2 separate regions of the Mus musculus genome follow, and region 1 is linked to region 2. The links are chromatin contacts, found by Hi-C or POLR2A ChIA-PET in ENCODE. All regions are on one chromosome and are shown on one strand. Each heading gives the region's core, a stretch centred on a gene start or an enhancer-like site at or near the end of the contact. The rest is flanking DNA. Distances are from core to core; before and after follow the strand shown.

Evidence for each region. Hi-C counts contacts between places; a loop is a spot of excess contacts on that map. ChIA-PET counts read pairs that join two places held with the same protein, here RNA polymerase II (POLR2A).
Region 1: a map of T-helper 17 cell shows a loop between it and region 2 (3-fold over the local background). The contact joins the promoter of Zfp932 here to the promoter of Crlf2 in region 2. A Hi-C loop is called at or near these places in 2 of 37 maps with a recorded cell type or tissue (T-helper 17 cell and T-helper 2 cell). POLR2A ChIA-PET finds 5 or more read pairs at or near these places in 1 of 5 experiments (embryonic stem cell).

What each region holds. Positions count from the first base shown.
Region 1 is chr5:109,995,122-109,997,821 of GRCm38, forward strand. It overlaps Zfp932 (zinc finger protein 932), which reads left to right and starts at 1,406. Exons shown (of 4, transcript NM_145563.2): 1 at 1,406-1,512. The coding sequence starts at 1,507.
Region 2 is chr5:109,557,662-109,560,361 of GRCm38, forward strand. It overlaps Crlf2 (cytokine receptor-like factor 2), which reads right to left and starts at 1,332. Exons shown (of 8, transcript NM_016715.4): 1 at 1,144-1,332. The coding sequence starts at 1,222.

The DNA.
Region 1 (2,700 bases), core at 156-2,655, 440 kb after region 2:
TTATAATGGGACTGCTATTAAGTCCTTTCCTGATAATCAAAGTTTCAACGAGAACTCTGCCAGTCCCTCAAATGTCACCAGTTAAATGCTCTTAGATAGTAACCAGACTTTCTCCTACTCAGAGCACATTCCAAGAGGTTGTTAAAAAAAAAAAAAAATGACCAAAGGGAACTAATGATTTATTATAGGAGCTAGGACAGAAGGTAAAATACTGACTGGGTTTATCTATACAGAACTTCACTTATAACTTAGTTATGGTTTTAAGCCTTCTGTGAACCTGTGGATCTGAGACAAGTGATGGATGTTTAGCCAGATAATCACTCCTAATGGATATGCCTGTGTTGTGCCCACCTCGGCCGGCAAGGAAGACACAACACGGTTGGATTCTTCCCAACAGCCTTTATTGCAGGAACACCTCGATGCTGCTAAGGGGACCTTGGGAACCCAGGGAGGTCTGCTTATATACTCTCAGCCCCCATCCACTCAAGGCAGGCCAAGCCACCTCACCAGGCATGCAGCTTCAGCCAATGGGGGCAGCAGGGGCACGCCTCCACCAAATATGGACTTGTTTACACCGCCAGCATTATGGTGCACCTGCTCTCACGATGGTCGATGGTCATGGCTTATTTTCAGGTGTATGAGGAAGTCAGGTGCAAGTCATAAGACTTAGCTGCAGTCCCGGGCCGCTCCTCACATGCCTGTAAACATTCTCTGTTGTAAACTTCTATTTCAGTTTATGATTTAATTTTCTGTGTAAACTTTTGATGAACTTTTTAACAAGTGATCATGTATGCTGAAAGATGTTTAGGGGCTGAGGACAAAGCGAAGTGTCAGAACTGGGGGGCGCGGGTGATAAATTAGTAAGCCTATTAATTTCTATAAACTATTGTTACCCAAAATCTGTCTTGGATTGTTAGTATCTTGTGCACCCTTCCGCTTATGGGACAGATTGATAACTCCCCTGCAAGTTGAGTAATGGGCTATGCAAGCTCCCTACCTTGATTCCAGGAGTAAGAAGGCAAACAGCCTACAGAGGGAGGGAAGCTCAGGCTGAAGTCAAGACCTGGTGATCACAGGGTTACTGCCCACCTAGGGGAGAAGCAAGCGGCTGAGCAGCGGCAGGTGGAGTAGTGGAGCCTCCCTGGGGCTGCGCGGGGAGACAGATGGGTAGGCTATCGGAGGACAGGCACAAATACTACAGAAATACAAATCCCTGTAGATCTGGAAAAAGTCAGGCACTGGACTTGAAGCTAGGGCTGAGAACCTCTGCACTGTGTACATTCAGCACACCCTAACCCTAAAGGAGGTGCTCGAGTCACTCAAGACTTACTGGCCAATCAGAGCCTCTACGCGGACCTGCCAGTCAGAGGGGAAGGCGGGTTTTCCGGATACCTTGGGCCGGTTTCCCTTAGTAGCTGAGCAGGCTTGAATGGTCCCTTATGCTGTGCTCTCTGTCCTGCCGCTGGATGCTGTGGAGGGTGCTCAGGCAAGCTTGGAAGTTGTGACATGGTGGTGAGTACAGGGTCACTGAAAACAATGGGGAGAAGCAGGGGTCTGAGCAGCGCGATCTGCTGCGGTGGGTCTTTCCCGGGACTCATTGGGAATCAGCGGCCATGTGCGGTGTCCCCTGAGGTCCTAGCCACTCGCGGGACCCAGCTGTAGCCTCTGAATAACTTCACTGTGGGGGCTGCATCTGTGCAGAGCATTTGGCCGGTGTGTAGCGAGATCTTTGGCGTTATTCCAAACTCAGAGAGTCCTAGATTCTACAAATTCTGTTGTTAGCATTTGACATTAAGGTGGACAATCCATTTGGAGTTAACTTTGTGGAGATTGTAAAAGGCATCTCTTGTGCTGGGTAGCAATCCACTATCAAGCTGTGATGTAAAAGAGTAGAATTTATGATGTAAAGGATTTACTAAAGCTTAGCGAATAGTAAGTCACAGCAAGTAGAATTTAGCTGAGGGTGCACTGCCTGTAACATATCCCACAGATAAGTAATGTGCTAACCAGGGCAGTTAGAGTTTAGGATGCTATAATACATATGCACCAGGATTGCCCAGAAATATGGCTCCTAACCACAACAAAGGAATCAAACTTGATTTACAGTAAGCATCTAGGCCCGTCTCCATATCAAAGAGCAGGCCTCTAACCAGCTGCTCAATGGGGCATTACAGGATCACAATCTACAGTAAGGCCTGGTGTGCCTTACTTTTCTTCTTACTTTTCTTACTTTTTTTCTTTTCTTCTTGAGAAAAGCGTAGTTCTGACACATTGGCAAGATGACACATAGTGACAGCCATGTGAAAAGGGAAAAAAGAAAAGAAAAGACAAGAGAAGACAAGACTGTTTTATTGAGTGCAAGCCTGATCCAGCTACAGTTTCCCTGAGGTCCCCATGTCTGGAGCAGGACACAGCTCCTTCTGAAACCCAGAGCCAGTCACAGCCTGGGCCTAGTCCTTGGGAGCTTTCCCTGAGGCCATGGGTATAGAGAGAAAACAGGGCTCCTTTACTTTGTTTTTTTTGTTTTTGTTTTGTAGAAAATGATTTTAATATTTTCAATTGTTAACATTTTTAAAAGAGAATAATTATTTTAAGATATATTTCACTGTTATATCCTCCTTTTCATTTCTGATTTTATTTTTCTGATTTTATTAATTAGGATACTGTCTCTGTGCCCTCTGGTTAGTCTGGTTTTTCTAG
Region 2 (2,700 bases), core at 82-2,581:
CGTTCCAGAAGAGCCATCGCAGCCATTTCCCTGACTCAGACCCTTGGCTAGGGCGCTGGGAGCAGGCCGGGCCTCATTTGCATATGCACTAGGCAGGGGAAGACAGAGGAAGACATTCTGGCTCGTACGCAAATATAGGGAATGAATATGTAAACGAGAGGCCCAAGAACTGTAGCGGTGGGCGACACCTCATTTGCATATTCACAAACAGAGAAAAGGAAAAGGATTGGGGGCTCATGAATATGGAAAGCGCTTCTCGAATATGCAAATGAGCAGCTAGCAAGTCGGAGCCTCATTTGAATATACATGATCGCAAAGAAAGCGGTAGGGAAGCGGGGCTCACCACTATGCAAAGCGACCAATGGATACACAAATGAGCAGGCAGTGAACCAGAGTGGAGATGGACTGGGGAAGCATTCTTTGCATATTCATGAGGGGAAAAGGATGGAAGACTTTGTGGCTGGTGCATATGAGAATAGCAGTATATGATGAGGAGCGGGCAGATTCAATTTCGGAGATCTGAGGTCTCATCTGCATATTCATGATCAGGGACGTTGGAGCAAGACGTTGAGGCTTGTGCATATGTAAATCGTGGGGAAAATATGCAAATGCATAGTGATCCATATGGACAGGGCATCAATTCTATATTCATGAGGGGATGGAAGACAGAAATACATCGCTCATGAATATGTGTATCTCCCGATGGATATGCAAATGAGAAGCGATGAGTGAGAACTCGGTAGGGGCGAAGCGTTATTTGCATATAAGCGGGAAAGCTGTATATGAATATGCAAAGAAGGAGCGGCCCAGAGGCCTTATTTGCATATTCAGGAGGAGGAGCGAGATTGTGGCGGCAGCACTATGCTAATGAGGTCAAGGCGGGGTTTAGGTCTCATTTGCATATTACTGAGGAGAAAGCGCCGAGCGTAGGGGGGGAGGGCGGGGCTCATGCATACGCAAAGATCAAAATGAATATGCAAACGAAGCGCTATCCGATCGCCCTTAGGAGGGCCAGAGGCCTTATTTGCATATTCATGATGGGACGAAAAGCAATGATGGGACGAAAAGCAACTTGGTAGCTCTTGCTCGGGCCCCGCCCACCGCGGCGATTGACAGGCAGCCCCGCCCCCGCTCACTCCTCACCCCGTGACGTCACCGCCGCCGCCGCCGCTGCCGCCGCAAGGAGCCGAGGCAGGAGGATGACCGCGAGTGCCCATGCCATGTCGCCGGCGGGGCCGCGGACGCTGCAGTGATTGACAGCTGGTTCGGTCCGAGCCGGTCCGAGTCGAGGGCGCCCAGGCCGCTTAGAGCCGAAAACGGGAAGCCGGGGGCGGGGGTTGGGGCGACGGGGCGGGGCCACGGCAATAAACGGATGCGGCGACTCACCGACATGGGCGTGGCCCGGCTTCCTCTTCCCATCAATCACCCGGATAGGGGGAAGCGGGGGGGGGGCGGGGGGGGGGGGGTGGACTCCGCGTGCGCCCCGACCACGCCCCTCGCGGCCTGTCCCCGCCCCCAAACCTCCAAGGCCCCGCCCCCGCCCATCTAATCTGCCCGGCTCTTGTGGTGCTTTTTAAGGCTTACTTGTAAATAATAAAAATTGTGTGTCTTTTATCCAAAAACAGAAGGGAGGTGTTGCTCCCATATGTCTGTTCCTCTCTACTTCTTTGTTCTGTCATTTGGTTGCACATTGACCTCACCAAGATGGAGGTGGCTGGCCATCGTGTGACTTTCTGTTCCAGGTCACTTCTGCTTCTCCCTTTCCCAGTCTCTAGGTGGCCCAGCACAAAAGTAAATCGCTTTGTTGAAACTTAAATGGTATGTAAATATTAGATAATAGTGAACATATCTTTTTCTTTGTCTTAACAAAAGTCGTACTTAATCATACAAAGATTTTAAGTAATATACAAATTTGAACTTACAAACAGGGCAGCACTGTGCATTGTTACACCAATTACTAAAGTTTGGTGGAAAATGGTTTCATTCATAAGGACACAAACCTGAAGATGTTGAGAACCGGGGATCTCAATTGAGAAATGGCTACCATCATATTGACCTGTGGTTTTGTGAGTAAGCCATGTACTTAATTAATGATTAATATAAGGTTACCCTACTTTCTGTGAACAGTGACACCTCTAGGTGCGTTGTTCTTGTGATTTTGAGGCCAGCCTGGTCTACAAAGTGAGTTCCAGGACAGCCAGGGCTACACAGAGAAACCCTGTCTCAAAAAACCAAAAAAAAAAAAAAAAAAAGAAAGAAAAGAAAGAAAGAAAGAAAAAAGAAAGGGCACTGCAGCCCTTCCAGTCGGCACCAGCTCCGGGTCACCTTGTGCACAAACTCTGCAGACGGTCCCATGGTCCCCAGAGGACTCTCCACACAATCTTAGGATCACTGGTGAGTGGAACAAAACATCTGTTCCTGCTGCAGACAAACCTCAATTGGGTCATCGATCTGCAGGGAACGAGGTTCCAGTACTTACAGGCAAGCAAGGAGTTGGCATGGATAACAAATAAATATGGACACAAGGGAGTGTGTATCTGGATTATTTTCTCAAAGCAAGCACCAGTCTTTTTGTTTGGTTGGTTTTTGTTTTTTGATTTTTTTTCGAGACAGGGTTTCTTTGTATAGCCCTGGCTGTCCTGGAACTCACTTTGTAGACCAAGCTGGCCTCAAACTCAGAAATCCACCTGCCTCTGCCTC